Linked DNA regions of Mus musculus: region 2 is linked to region 1. Evidence: chromatin loops called from intact Hi-C (ENCODE). Cell type or tissue: left cerebral cortex. All regions are shown on one strand.

Region 1 (8,000 bases):
TTCTGGAAAGACGGATCTAGAGCAGAGAAATCAGAAGGCCAAGGTTCTAGATCTACTATCTAACAGGTAGGGTATTGAAGGTTGAGGTTCTAGACCTACTATGTAATAGGCAGGGTGTTGAAAGCTGTGGTTCTAGAGCTACACTATCTAACAGGCAGGGTGTTGAAGACTCAGGCTCTAGACCTACTATGTAACAGTCAAGGTGTTGAAGGCACAGGTTCTAGACCTACTATTTAACAGGCAGGATATTGAAGGCTCAGGCTCTAGACCTACTATGTAACAGTCAAGATGTTGAAGGCTCAGGTTCTAGACCTACTATCTAACAGGCAGGGTATTGGGTAAATAACTTATAGTTCTAGGGTTTTGTTTTGTTTTGTTTTGTTTTTTAAATCAAAAAAGTTCCTGGCTTCTAGGATACTTTCAGGTCTGACTTTTTTTTTTTAAATGAAAATCAAGATATAACACCTACTCCTGGATTAAAATAGAGCACCATGAAGACCAGATTTTGAAACACTCTCTACTTAGCTGCATAATTTCTATTTTCCATTTTTTTCTCTTAAAAAGTGTTTTATAAAAAGTGTCCTCAATTAAATATAGTCCACAGGAAAGGCAAGAATCTTGCTATTTCAATTTAAGGCTAAAGGGTTTAAATGTTTTAACACATTAAAAAACATTAATATGCATTAATAAACTTTTATTAGATGGTGCTTTGTTGCACAAAGACTGGTATTTTTCTATAGAACACAGACCCAGAGAGAAAGAGATGAGTGTCAGAAGAGTGTGTCACGTTTATTCACTACTTTGGCAGGGTGTAGACAATGGACACCTAGGGAGGTACCCTAGGCATATGAGCCTATTTCATTTTAGCTAGATGCAAATAATTTAACTCAAAATATAAATTTTCTTAAGAATAAATATGACTTTTTCTTATTTAATCCATGAGCTTCTAGCATAAATACTATTTTTTGCTTGGCTATCAGGACAGTTTAGCTGAAAAGTTTGATTTCTAATTGATAATAGCCCAATAGCATCTTGAAATATCTTCTCTCTTTAATTACATTTCAAAGCATACCATTTAAGAAACTGATTTCAAATGTGAGATAAAAACGGTTTTTATATTTATTCACATTCATTAATGTTGGCAAAGAGCCACTAATTTAATAACCTTACAGGTTAATACCCTTATAGCAGAGTTTTTACAAATACTCTCCTGTCTTGCCATGGCGTCAGTTCAGTGTAGAAAGTTCTCTGTAAAAAAGAACCTGGATTTCTAAGTACTGCTGATAAACATTATAGCTCATATATATAAACCTGGGGTTTGAAGCTTTTTCTTCTTGTATTTGTATGCATGGAATATATGCATGTTCATGTAAGCATGTAGGTCGATGCACATGTGTGTATGTGAAGGCTCAAGGTTATATTGGGTATCTTTCTTCATTTATCTCTACCTCATGTGTTGAGAGGTAGAGTCTCTCCCTGAACACAGAGCTTGTTGTTTCAGCTTGTCCAGCTAGACAGTTTGTGGGAAATCACCTGTCCCTGGCACTTTAAACCTAGGATTGCAGGCAGTGGTCATGCCTGACAGCAGCTTATGCAGGATTTTGGGATCCAGTCCTCACAGTTTTATAGCAAGTGCTTTATACACCAAGGCAGCTCCCCAGCCCCTGGAGTTTCACAAGTTTTAATGTAATATATGAATAATGTAATGTTAATGGTCTATACAAAATATGTGGTTATAAAGTAATTGTTCTGATATCTAAACAAACATTTCAGTATTTGCATATTAATGAGAGTAATAACCTCTTTGACATTAACATCTGTGGCACTATATGCTCTAAATATTTTTAAAACTTATTTATTCAGTCAAGAATAGAAGGGTTATCAAAGGTCAGAAACTATGTTCATTGTTGTAACTGTGAAAAATAAGAGGTGATTTCCATGCCCAGAAAGCTCTTAGTCAAGCATAGAAACCAGTAATTCAAACAGAAAAACTGCCAAAAATTTAAGAGTGAAAAACCATAGAAAGTATGAACCAAATACAGAAAGCAGGTCCTGAGGTTGGTGGTGCGATCAGGATGCTTCTGAGGATGTGACAAGTGCCTTTAGTTCCACAGAATGAGCAGGGCTTGACTGGGACTGCCAGACAGACGGAAGAACAGTTATGACTCAGTGTGATGGAGTGGTGGGCTCTTTCTATCCTTTGTGCCACATGAGAGTCACAAAGATGACAAGTAGAGAATATGATAGATGGCCAGGATGAGCACATCATTTGTGGTTAAAATGGCTTAAAGGGAATTTTATCTTTGAAGTTCTGTTCCTCAGGTGCCTTGAGATGTGAGAGGGTGGCTGGAATGAACTCAGTGGTTGCTTTGGTCTCACTCACAGCTGGATCTCAAGCACCTGCAACTGCACCAGCACCTAGGCACACGCAATAAAACTTGCTGGATGATCAGACTAACTCACAGGACAACAGCAGTATGCTTCCATGGATTTTTTTCTCAAGGAGCATACCTTTTTTATATAGAAATGATTTTAAAAATCATGTTTCTTTATAATTATAATTCATATTTCCTGATTAATTTCTTTTTTTTTATTAGGTCGTGAGTTCTTTGAGGATACTCTACCACATTCCCTTTTGTAGCTCTAGTGGTAACAATTAGATTGTGTGTAGCAGGTATGTTGCTATTGCAGATGTGCCGCCCACATTAACTCATTCAGTTCTTAGAGACCATGTTTGAGAGGCACCATTATCATTCCCAGTGAGGATGTGGGAAAACTGAGGCATGGAGAGGCTCAGCACCACGCACATATTCTGAGCCTAGTAGGTAGGAGAGAGGCACAGGACTTGAATCAAGAAGCTGGCTCTAGAATCCTTGCTCTTAAGCACATGCTGTACTGACTAGGGCAGACTCTGGCATGTGTTAGCTGTTTGTTGAATGAATTTTCTCCCTTTGTAACTTACTGTTATGTTACTAGGAAAATTATTCCCATACATAGAAGAATTTTTCATTCCGCAGAGGTTAAGATTGTCAAAAGTAATTTTGATTATTTTCTCTAAAAACTCACCTGTAACTCTCTACCAGGTCACTAGCAATGGACATAAAATTTGACAAATGCTGTTAAAAAATGTTTAAGTACCTTCTAGTTCACCAATTTTTTTGGCAAAGACTTTCAGTTGTTTCTTCAGTTTCCGGACAGTTTTATCCTGCTTTTCAAGTTGTTCCATCAGATCCTAGGATCAAAATGAGAATTATGTCAGAAAGATGAGAACAGGCTCAGCACAGGCACAAAGGGCGCACAGATGGAATCACAGCAACACACTGTTAGTTTCACATAAAAGCTGCAGGTGGAGCCACCGCCTGGCTCAAACTGGCAGACAAAGGAGGTGCAGCTCCGGTGATGGCAAGGCTTTGACACTGCGGTGAGTGAAGGCAAGGCTGACACTGCAGTGAGCTCCTTACAGCTACAGCCTACAGCGTGATGGAAGCCTCCCAGCAGGCTCCTATGGAAACATCTCAGACTCACTGTCACTTGTGAGGGGGACTGGGCAAAGATGAGCTCTGATGAGTGCATACAAGGTCTGTGAGAGCTGAGGACAGCTGCACTTAGGAAAAGACTGACCCTCCGTGAGTAAAGCACAGCTATGCGTTACCTGTTCTAAACTCAGCCTTAACGCCTACGAAACATGAAGAAGTTGGGGAAACTAAAAGTAAGCTGAGCCAGGTGTTCTGGCATACACCATTAATTCAAGTACTCAGAAGGCAGTAGTGGGTGGATCTCTGTGAGTTCAAGGCCAGCCAGAGTTACATATAGAGACTGCCTTAAAAAAACAAGCCAAACAAAACCAAATCAAACAACAAAAAAGTAATAACAACAAAAGGATAAAGAACTTTCTGCTACATAGCATGAAGGTACATGACTATAACCCAAGTACCAGGAAGTCAGAGAGAATTCAAGGCCCGCCTGGGTTGTAGTGAAAGCTTGCCTCGGGGTGGGAGTGGGGTTCTGCTGGCATAAGACCCAAATGCCAGGTAATAAAAGATACCCACAAATCTTGCACAATATATATATTTAAAAAAAATGAAGTTTGAGTGCCTAATGTAAAATGTGAAAAAGAGAGAAAGAAAACCTGTGTTTTTAAATGGAAGGTAAGATACTGGCTTTATTTAGTAAAGAATTCTCTCCAAGGACAGGCAGTTAGATACTCAGGAAGAGGGAAGTGGGCATGACCAGACTAAGAAAGCTTCGAAAGGTCAGACATGAGTCAGTGGAGCTGGCTGGGGGTTGCCACTGAGTCTTAGAGAAGAACAGCATTTGATAATGCTGATTCATTCTCTAGCTTGCTCAGAACTGGGCTCAGACATCTGACTAGTGATTCTGAGGAAACAGCTGCTCACATTCCCAGTGCTGGGTTATGCTTCCTGAATTTGACTCTATCTTTGAAATCAATTGCTTCCATCACACTGTAAGCCTTGGGTTAACAACAAACCAAACACAGTGGACACGGGACACCAAAAGATAGCTGGCTAAAGATAGCTGTGGGGGGTGGGGGGAAGAGATTTTGTGAATATTTTTGAAGAGACCTCCTGGGCAGTGACAGACAGCAGTGTGCTCTTCAGTTAGAGAAGGCTAGAAGTAGCAGAGGACAACAGAAAAGCACTGTGTTTTACATACAATCATCCTTTTGTAAAGTGAAATCCGATAGGATTGATACTTCTTAGGGTCATCTGCATATAATTCCTCAAAATACTGAAAAAACAGGTACAATGGATATTTGTTTCTTGTGTCTTTGAGCAAGTGCTACCTCTCAGCAAAATTAACTTAAAAATACTTTAAAACACATGTAACGAAACTATATCTACTCACAGGTTCCAATTTGCCACCTGCTATTACCATGTATAGATGAGTCTCTATTTCACATGAACAGTGGAAATAGGTGATGGCCAGGATGTTGTCACTAGAACAGGGAACCATAGTGACCAGAGAAGGCTGACGTTTCAGTTCCCAGCATTTTACTGCTCCCTCACATGTGACTCTCTCAAGCTGCTGCTTGTCCAGTCACTATCAGAGCAGCAAGGGCAAGGAAGGCAATGACATAAAAAGGCAGGAAGGAGCACTGCTAGCACCCCGGTCCTGTTTGCAACTTGTGGAGCTGGTGAGAGGCAGCATGGGGAGACCTGTGAAGCCTGTGCACCTGAGGAGTAAGAAAGCCATTCCTATGTGTGCTGGTGTGTGTTCAGTGTGTGTGCGTGTGTGTTCATGTGCAGCAAAACTTCAGAAGCACTAAGCCCAGACGTGCTTACCTTAATATTCTGCTCAAGTGAATCCTAACAAATGTGTAATTAAAACTGAGAAAGAATATCCTTTCATACACTTGACTTTGATAATATTCTTCAAATTAGCAGTCAGTGTAACGAATGGCACAAGCAGATGATCTGCAAAGGATAGCCTAAAACAAACTAACCAGAGACTTCTATTTTGAGTGTAAGGTTTGTTCATTTCTGAGTTAGATACAAAATACTGATAGTACAGAAGAGTTATAAGGGTGAGCAACACTTGATTAACTTAGTGAACAAATTTAGAATCTGCCACCCAGAAACAAACCCATTTCACACACTGTCAGCATTTTAAGGCAATCACTCAGAAGCAAAGAATCTGTACACTGATCAGTCAGTATTATTCCACATATTTATCAATTAATCATCAACAGCATTGTTAGTCATATCAGCAAAGAGAGTAAAACATAACTTTTGAAGAACATTTTCTGACTCAGAAGCCGTCCCTATCAAGGTGCAGTTGCTCTGAAAGAGCACAGGCACCGTCCTTGCTCCTCCCCAACTCCTACCACGGAGCTTCATACACACAGTAGACTGGAAAGAAAACACTTTTTCCAATCTAGGTAAAATATGGGTGAACATATGGTGGTAGAGAACTATCTGTACTCTCAGTTATCACTAATGGAATTAGACCTTCAGAGAAATTCAGACACGTCTTACTGTGGATCTTAAAAGGTATTACTTTTTCATCTGTCACTAGAGAACAGATTTTATGCAAAAATGAATAATTATAATCTTTAACTGACTTTTATGCAATAAGTATATCTGTAAAATTTACATAGATGTAAATGTGATAAAGAAAAATATAGAAGATATTTTATTTTGGTTAAAAAAAATGGAAGGAATAAGAAAAAAGAAGGTCTTAGAGAGTCTGTGTGAGCATTCAGAATCTGGAAGGGGAACAGCAAAATCACCTTCCTCTTTACCATACAGGCTCTGCTTAAAACGAGAGAATGTGCCAAGTTCAATTCTAGTCCCTCTGCCCCGTTTTAGAAGCTCTGTATCCAGTGACAACACATAGCTCCTGCTTGACTCAACCAAGAATCTTCCCTGGCTTGTCGGCTAGACAGGCTGGAAGGCCTCCTCCCTGGATGCCTGAGATCAGAGGAAAATGGTCTGTAGCTGTGTCTCCCTGCCACTCAAAGCCTAGCAGGTAGTCAGGTTACTCTCTTCCGGAGACTCCAGGCCAGACCAGACACTCCATGTGAGGTCTGAGGGGCTCAACTGCTCAAGAGACTGCTATGAGAAATAGTCGGTACGATTTTATTATTTTGATTCATTTCTACCAACACATTCATATTTTCCTTTCTATTAGGGACAGCAGAGTATCTTTCCCAAAAAGAAAAGGCTGTGCTTTTTCTAAAAGAACATACAGCAGAGGGTCACTGCCCCTCTCCTTACCAGGTTTTCATTGGTCAGCCGGGTGATCTCATGCTGCAGGCTGGCCTCAATGCGGGCCTCAGGGGGCAGCTGCAGGTTCTGGGCCAGCAGCTGCTGTTGCCGGTTGTTTTCTTCCTTTAGGCTCTGGATCTCCCCACGGAGGGCCTCAGCCTCATTCTCATGGCTTCTTTTCTGTGACTGTAGCTGGGATTCTAAGAGCCTGTAGAGAGGCCACACAGTTTGTAGAGTAGTTGAGTTCACACTAATGGGTACAAAGCTACACACTCCTTTGAAAGAAACAGGAAAAGCAGATACTCTATACCATCTGTGCATCTCCTGACCCTAATAATGTCATGAAACTCAGATGCCAGTAATGGAAACTAACTTGTCCACATTTGTATCTTTTTGAATTGTATGAAGTTCTCTTTTAATTGGCATAGATAGTATCATTGCCAATAAACAAACAAACAAACAAACAGCTGCATTATGAAGAGCAAGATTATATACTCTCAATCTAATAAAATAGACCTTTAGAGACATAGTCATTGATTTCAGGCACAGGTTGAACCAGAATAATGTTTAATATTGCCCACTTATCTAAGGACAGAAAGCTGGCGCACTACTTGGAAACCCATAGATTTATCCAAATCCAGTTTAGTGGTTTTGTAATTCTTTTGTGTGTGTGTGTGTGTGTGTGTGTGTGTGTATGTGTGTGTGTGTGTGTGTGTGTGTGTGAATGTGAATGTATAGAGCTGTAATATCTCTCCCCAAGAAATTACATATCAGTAATGGAGTCCTAACAAGATATAAAGTTATAGTCAAGAATTAACTAACATGAAGAAAAAGGCATTTAGTCCCAATGTTATTTGTTACTAACTGCTGAATAAACTTACTGATGCCATTGTGAGCAAACTATAAATAGTGGACTAAACATTTTAGCTATTATTTATGAAGTTTCAAGACAGAGTCAACCAACAACACTGTGGTTAATGCCAATGGTTATGGTTAGAACAAAGCAGAAAAAGCAGAACCCAATTTAACAGTATAAAATCTTAAAATTGTAATCACTAAAATGAAAAATTTGATGGGATTTTTAAGATACAGACATTGTTAGGACTGATAAATAAGTTAGGGAGACACAGCTAATTCTATGTGGTTTTCCCTGGAAGTGAGCTGCTGAGCTCACGTGGTTATCCTGACTTCTTTGCTCCAAATCTCACCGTAACCAGAGAATGCTGAAGCAGTCACTTGCCACTGCTCTTGGGCAGCCTCACAACAACGAGA
Region 2 (8,000 bases), 50 kb before region 1:
CCTTTCTCACCAACAGGATAGTCAGGTTGGCGGCCCTGCCTGCTTCAGTGTTCATGTATGAGAAAGATACGGCAGATTTTTAAACTATAAGGGTTTTCTTTTCTCCCCAATCCAAAAACAGTAGCCTTTATTCTCAGTTCTCACGAGGCCACATCTATACATCAACTTTTGCTTTTGAAAGAAAGAACAGATAAAGACCCCAAAGAGGACAGGAAAGCCTGCCAGACTGGATCCTTCTGGCTGCAGATGCCGCAGGTGTCCCAGGAGTCTGAGTATTTGGAGCTAAGGACAAGGAGGTTTAAGGCTTTTTAAAAATTATTTTGTAAAAAGTTTTATTTACTTATGTATGTATGTGAGTACGCTGTTGTTCTCTTCAGGCACACTAGAAGAGGGCATCAGATCTCACCACAGATAGTTGTGAGCCACCACGAGGTGCTGGGAATTGAACTCATGACCTGTAGAGATGCAGGCAGTGCTTCTAACCGCTGAGCCATCTCTCCAGCCCCAGTTTAATACCTCCATTCTCACCTGAAAGACAACTCTGGACTTCTCCAGGAGGTAAGTTCTCATATTGGCGCCAATGATCTGGTTTCTCTCATCAAAGCTGATCTCTGTGTATTTCCCAAACCGACTGCTGTTGTCATTGCGGGTGGTCTTGGCATTTCCAACAGCCTAGAACACACAAGGTTCAGTGTTGACCAGTGACATCCTATGTCACTCAAGGATGCTGGGCAAGTTAGGGGAGAAGCTTGGAGCTGGAGAAGAGCAGCCTGGTTCTCCTGAGTCTGAAGGAGCATGGATTCTGGGCTTCACAGCCCTGGGGTCCATTTCTGCTATCTGTAGAATGCTGTAAAAGTTAGCTTACTTTTTCATGTCTTCTACTTGCAATATGGAAACGTATGTATCTTGCTGTCACGGACTGAATGTGCCTTCCCACATCCACGATTCTTTTAAAAGTATGTATGTATGTGAGTGACATCATGCACACACAGAACTTGTATCCCTGTTCTTGCCACCCTCATTCCTTGGGTCTTTAAGGGAAGAAGTCTCATCAACAACATAGCTACATGCCCAGAGCCACCACCTCCCTCCCTGCCCCCACCCCCCTGCACCTCCAGCCCTCAGCATCTCCTTCTTCAGTTGTACTGTGCCTACCTCAGTTATGGGATTGGATGCCAAGACTTTGTCCTCCACATGGGCATTGCTGCTCGATTTGCTGACGGTAGCGAAGTACCTCATGGCATAGCGTGCAGAGACAGTCTTCCCGGCTCCTGATTCTCCACTCACGATTATGGACTGATTTCTATTGTTCCTAAAAGCAACACATGAGAGATGCACTGAGATGTACTAAGAAAGCTTAACTTCTCTCCACTAAAAAGGCAACATATCAAGACCTGTTCCTGAAGAGGATGAGAGTAGGAGGTAGAGAGAGGTGGTTTGGCCAGTATGGTGATTTCCTACCATGCATGAAGCCCTGGGTTTGACCCTCAGTTCTCCATAAGCCAGGCATGGTGATGCACTGAGGAAGTGGAGGCAGGAGAATTTGAAGTTCAAGGTCATCCTCAGCTATGTAGGATATTAGAGGCCAACCTGGGCTACAAGAGACCTTGTCTTAGAACAAACAAACAGAGGAACAAAAAGGACAATGGCAACAATGACAACAACAACAAAACAAAAGGCTGTATCATTTGTCTATCATCTATCTTATCTCTCTCTCTCTCTTTCTTTCTTTCTTTCTTTCTTTCTTTCTTTCTTTCTTTCTAATCTATCATCTATTTACCTATCTATCTACCTTCTATCTATCTAATCTATCATCTATCTATCTATCTATCTATCTATCTATCTATCTATCTAATCTATCATCTATCTATCTAATCTATCATCTATCTATTTATCTAGCTACCTAATCTATCATCTATCTATTTATCTATCAATCAATCTACCTACCTTCTATCTATCTATCTAATCTGCCATCTATTTACCTATCTATCATCTATGTATCTATGTATTTATCTACCAACCTATTATCTATCTATCCATGTATCTTTGTACCTATGTATGTATGTATGTATGTATGTATGTATGTATCTATCTATCTATCTAATCTATTTATCTATCATCTATCTAACTACCTTTTATCTATCTATCTATCTATCTATCTATCTATCTATCTATCTATCTATCTATCTAATCTATCTATCTATCTAACTACCTTATATCTATCTATCTATCTATCTATCTAATCTATATATCTATCTACCTTTTATCTCTCTCTCTATCTATAATCATGTATGTATGTATGTATGTATGTATGTATGTATGTATGTCTATTTTAGAAAATGGGATGTTAGCAAACTGCCCCAGGGGTCCAAATATTCAATGGACTTCCTTCTAGCTTTTAAAAATTTGTGGCTACAGAGAACACACAGTGTTTCCTGCTCTGACCTTTGTCCCTTTGTTTTGAGGTCCCCAAGATAATGGCCAAGGTTATCAACTACTACAAGGGTGTGGCTTTACAGTCAAAACCATGACTAGGATAGACCACACTGAGGAGATTCAGAGCAAGATCAGCCAAGGGGAGAAGCCATGGTGGGAAGACACAGGAAACCTGTGCAGACTTCCCATGAGTTTTCTTCGTGTCATAATGGCTATGTTCCTGACCCAGGGAATGGATCTCATGGCCTGTAAGAAGTTGTTATCTGGAACCCACACACCAGGGGCTCTGTGCCTGCCCTCTGTTTCTCGAAGGTCTGGGAGTTCAGCCTCCCAGGAGGAGAGCAGGGCCTCAGCATCAAACACGCTGCTTAGACAAAGTGTAAACTTAGGTGCAAAGAGCCAAGCTTACAGGAGATAGACTGAATTGCCCCGGAATTGGCCAGGCTCAGACTAGCTTTCCAAAGAGGTTCTCAGGACAGCTTCCTCAAGCCCCAGTAGCAACTTCTGCACATCCTACTGATATTATTTTAAGAGCAACGATTCAAAATATATTTGGGGACATATGTGTTCTATAAGCCTACACACTGTTACATAATGAAGATATTTTAAAAATAATGCTGTAAGCTTTTCAAGCCATAGGAATATGGCAGTATACTGCTGACGTGGGATCGGCACCACTTAGGTGGTAGACGCTGGGTGAACACTTCACATTTGTTATGCCTCTGTTATGCCTCACAAAAGTCCTATGGCACACTTAACAATTTTACAGTTGTATGAGTCTGGGATTCTTTGTCATGAAAATTGGCCCCAGGTCACAGTACATAGTCTCCTGTGGTGATGCTAGAGTCCCTGGTCCAGTTCTTTCTTCTCAAAAAGGAGGAAAGGAAGACCCTAGAAAGGTTGCGGACAAGAGTCGCTCAAGAAAGGCAGATGGCTCAGTCCATCATCAAGCCAGGCCACCACGAGCCCATTTTATCTTCAGTCCATTCATCGCAGTGACACGGATTCAAGCTGGAAACTGACATAGCCCTGCAGTTCCATTGGCCTCACACCGATGATGGTCAAACTGTCACTTCAGATGATGGCCATCAGAATGTCCGGCAGGGGTTTCTGGGAGGTCTTCAGAAGCCAGAAAGTCCCAGAAGTAGGATGTGCTAAGGTTGGGAGCAATCTTACTGCATCTCAGACATCCATCCTTTTTGCCTTCTTGGGAACGTGACCCCATTGTGAGAGGCTGAGCTACTGGCATGGTCAAAGGGTAGGCCAGCCTTATCTGGCCATGTGGGTATGTCCCACGAGCAATGCTGCTCTGTAGGGGCTCTATCATCTGGAGGACAGTCCCTTCTCTTAGTCCGTGTGAAGTAGGGTATGGAGGAGACAGCTTGACCCTGAGGCTATGGGTCTCCCTTAAGGGATGGGGGCAGGCATCATTCAGTCCCTGATGACTTGAAAGAAGTGAAATTTAGCCTCAGGTTGCCCATTAGGCTTCCCTGTTAAACCATGTCTTGTTTACTGCATCACTATGGCTCCCTTGCGCATAAATGAGCCTGCCAGAGTCTGCCTCACAGATGAAGACTATTCAGTCGCTATACCCAGAATTATGAGGCAAGTCCTGAGCCCATGCCTCAGTTTCTTATGCAAGATGGGAAGAAAGATAGCAGTACAGTGAACTTTGTAGGAGTGTGGCAAAACCTGAAGGAGACCGCTGGGTGTGAGAATTCTTTTGCAAGCTGTAAAGTTTTTGACAAATTTAGGATGGTGTTTTTATTCTCCAGCATCCTACAGACAAGGGCAATAGAATGACAAGAGGACAGTCATGAGAGAAATAACTTACACCTAGAATCATGAAGATCTGGGCCCAAAGCCCAGCTCTCTCTTTAGCCTACTGCATATGCCAGGGGTTAGGTTACTGTGGAAAGGCATGGATATCACAGGCTGCCCTGTGGGTACCAAGGTGATGCTTGAAGTGTGAACCCAGTGCTTTTGTTGCAAGAGGATTTTTGTAAAAGTCCAGTAGCAAAATCTGCAGGGTCATGCAAAAGCGAGGTGAGGGCACCAGGTTAAAATCCAAACCTGTGGCTAGAACCTGTGCTTAGCTGGCAGTGAGGCTGCCTCCTTAAACTGGATCAAAACCAGACCACAAACCACAGACATCTCACGCTGCAGAGTCACTAGGTCCTCCCCCAGCCAAACGGGCTGCAGGGAAACACAGACCTGACTTCTGAGCTCAAAACAGCTTCCTTTCACTGTGAGGGCTGAGCAGAGGCAGAGAGAGTAGAGGCAGAGAGAGGAAGAGCCGAGGAAGGCCGGTCTGGCAGCAAACTACCTGGCCATCTGCTTGTAGGCCTCCTCTGCAACCGCAAAGATGTGTGGGTCCATGTCACCCATGTTCTGTCCGCTGTAGGCGTGGATGATGGCATCCCCGTATATTGGTAGCTGTTTGTAAGGATTCATGGCCACCAAAATGATTCCTGAGGAAAGAGGTGAAGTGCGGTTAGCAGACTCGCCTGGAGTTTTATCCCAGCCGCTCCTTTGCGGGTGACCTCCCCCTTGAATACACCTTCTTTTTATGTCAAACTCTTGATGCACATAGGTTATGGAACATAATCAAGATGGCTGGCCTTTGGTTTCAGGGACCTCCCCTATCCACGGTTGTCCTTCCAGCAGTCAGTGGGCTGGGAACTTACTGCTCACCCTTCACATGTTACTAGCACTTGGAGATCCGTCTTTGGTCCTGAGGATTGGGGACCCCACAGAGACTGGCATCTGTACACCTGCTCTGCCTCACATCAGGAAACCCTCACCAGGTGCTTAGTAGGTGCCAGCAGTGTTCTTCAGCCTCCAGAGCCACGAACCAAACTTCTGTTCTCTGTTAGTTATCTAGTCTCAGATATTCTATATTACAGCAACAGAAAATAGAAGAAGACACCCGCCCCCCACAGGCTTTTTCCAGAAGTCCCAGTTCTTTTTAAATTCTTTTTTTTTTTTTTTTGGTTTGTCGAGACAGGGTTTCTCTGTGTAGCCGTGGCTGTCCTGGAACTCATTCTAGACCAGGCTGGCCTCGAACTCAGAGATCCACCTGCCTCTCCAGTTCTTCACTGAAAGCTTGTGCTTGACCTGGGTCCAGTCACTCAATGCTCTGAATCTCGGTTATCTGACAGTCACCTTCCTCTAAGGCTGTTCTGATGTCTGGGTGGGGTGACACATGGGGAAAAGAACTGCGTTTTTGAAAGTCCCAACGTAAATGTAACAATGACAACAATGTCCCAAGAAGTAATAAGTGTGTTGGATGTGGTGAGAGACTCAGACACGAGCCCATGGTGATCTTTCCTCCTAGTCCATCTTCGTTCCCACGAGCAGTTCTCCTTACACAGACACCTCTTTTTACACACACTCTCAACACTCAGCATCGAGAGTGCTCGGGGCACGCAGACGGTAGGCCTGGGGGTGAGGGTGTCGTACTGTATCCTTACCACTGTAGGTGTAGATGAGTTTGGACTCTGCGAAGCGGATTCTGAGATTATGCAGCACTGCGGGCTCATGGAGGTAGCTGAGGGCTGTGAGGTCATTCTCACCCACCAGGATGTCAGGGTTCCGAAGCGGAGGCAGTGACCCTGGGTCAACAGGGTATTCCAGCTCCTATAAACAAAGACAGACGTAAACTTCTAGAAATAGAGGACCTTCGGTATTTCTGCTAAACTGTCTCCTCCTATCCACCTCCCATAGACGCACTTCTCACATTAAAACAACACCACCAAAACCCAAATCAAAACAACCACACCCCACACTTTTTAAGAGGTTATTTGTGTGTGGGTATATGTGTGTGGATGGTTTGCTTGCTAGTGTGTATATGCATGACATTTATGCAGTACCTGCAGCAGCCACAAGGGGACGTTGGATTTCCCCCCCTTGGAGCTGTAGTTACAAATGGCTGTGAGTCACCATGTGGGTCCCTGGATTGAACCCCGGTCCTCTGCAAGGGCAGCAGGTAATTTTAACCCCTGAGCCATTTCTCCAGCCCCCACAACATTTTTTTGAGACAAAGTCCTTTACTAGGTAGTCCAAATTGACTTCAAACCCTCTATCCTCCTGCCTCAGAACTGCTGGGAATACAGGTTGAGTGTCACCACACCTGTCTTAGAAACTTTAAGTAGAGGAAAAAGGAAATAACCTTTATAGGTGACTCAAGGCAATGAAAAACTGGGAGCCAGGGCATCAGATCATTGACTGTGTGTCTTAAAGCAAGTCCCCTTCCTCTACCTGACTCCCCTCTTCTGTGAAGGGGTCCTCAGAGCTGAAGAGGCTGTGATGGAAGGTGGTAGGAAGCCCATGAGCATGCATCCAGTGGCCCCACCCTATGTCTACCATAGGGGCCTTGGGAATGGACACGTGGAAAGATGCTGTTGCTAGGACAACACAGCCTAAGGTGCCTCATGGCTCTGAAATTGCCAAGTGGGTCCTTAGTTGACACGTTGAAGGGGAGGAGGGAGAGAGGGAGAAAGAGAGAGCTTATCAGCTAGCTAGTCATCTCTGGGGGAGGGGAAAACATGAGACTGAGAGATGGAGGCAGGGGTGACATACTCTTCACAAAGCAAGCTTTGTCCTCTGGTACAAGGAAGGGTTAAGGTAAGAGGCACTGGCTGCCTGCCATTCTGCGTCCCTGGCCAGGGAACAGCCACCTGGAGCCGGCTAATTGCACAAGCAGCTGCTTTCTCAAGTCTTCCCTCCCTAGGCTCAGCTTCCTGAGGTACTTAGGACCCAGTGTGGCGTTCAGTTACAGAGAGCTACTGAAGAGCAAGCCACCCTGCAAGATGCCTCCACTTCAGGACCTGTGATGTCACAATGTCATTAGCTCCTTGGCTGTGTGTGGAGAGTAAGGGATACGGACTTAACAAGTGGTGATGCCTGACCCCAGAGCATGGATCTTTCCTTCTCTGCAACTTCTGAGATCTCAGGAAAGGTCTGATATCCAGGACCAGATGCCCGGAAGTAGTATGTGGCATGTCTCTGTGTATTTTGTAAATTGCAGCATTGAACGTTTATAAGGAATTCCCCGCCCACCCCTGAATCCAATGGAGCACAGAGAGTTGATCCAGCTTTGCATCTAACACTTGAGTCTAACAGCACAAAGTCAGTGTTAGCTGTGAACCCAGAGGGGTGGCTTCTTAAAGCTGATAATGAAATCTTTGGTTGCTGATGATCAAAAGACTGGGATGGCCTGTGGCTGTAACTCTGCAGCAGCACAGCCCACTGGAGCGTTGGAGGAAGCCCGAGCCTTCTGGTTCTGTCTCTGTGCCCTCCACACACCCTCCCAGCCCTTATATAATCTATACACCCTAGATTGGCTTTCTAGCTCTGCAGTCTCCTTCCACACCTCCTACCTCTCCCCGAGAGCGAGCTCCCTCTTCCTATCTGGATCCTGCCTCGGGATCAGACTACTTCCCTCCAAGTTCCTCCTCTGCCCAGGCTGTACTGAGTGAGACCCAGAAACTGCAGCAGCTGATGGCTGAGCACTTGGAACACAGCAGAGGCACACATCTGGAGACGAATCTGGAACCTCGTAT

Evidence for each region. A loop is a pair of places that touch in the nucleus more often than their neighbours do. Peaks named below come from ENCODE experiments on the same cell type or tissue, not always from the same donor. Only the 100,000 strongest peaks of a DNase experiment are listed, where the experiment ranks them.
Region 2: a loop joins it to region 1, with 6 times the contacts of the local background. A loop is called at or near these places in 5 of 42 quality-filtered maps.

What each region holds. Positions count from the first base shown.
Region 1 is chr9:75,192,875-75,200,874 of GRCm38, reverse strand. It overlaps Myo5a (myosin VA), which reads right to left. Exons shown (of 41, transcript NM_010864.2): 31 at 6,738-6,936; 32 at 4,675-4,749; 33 at 3,139-3,232. Among named protein-coding and RNA genes, the nearest start is that of Myo5c, 35 kb to the left of the region's middle. In left cerebral cortex, a CTCF peak has its summit at 3,350; DNase peaks (open chromatin) are centred at 3,439, 4,314, 5,832 and 6,375; H3K27ac peaks cover 7,318 bases.
Region 2 is chr9:75,243,045-75,251,044 of GRCm38, reverse strand. It overlaps Myo5c (myosin VC), which reads right to left. Exons shown (of 41, transcript NM_001081322.1): 3 at 5,910-6,075; 4 at 4,763-4,907; 5 at 1,156-1,312; 6 at 529-672. Among named protein-coding and RNA genes, the nearest start is that of Gm33750, 9.6 kb to the right of the region's middle. In left cerebral cortex, CTCF peaks have their summits at 5,378 and 6,308 (motif pointing right); DNase peaks (open chromatin) are centred at 4,791, 5,351, 6,992, 7,813 and 3 more places; H3K27ac peaks cover 7,721 bases.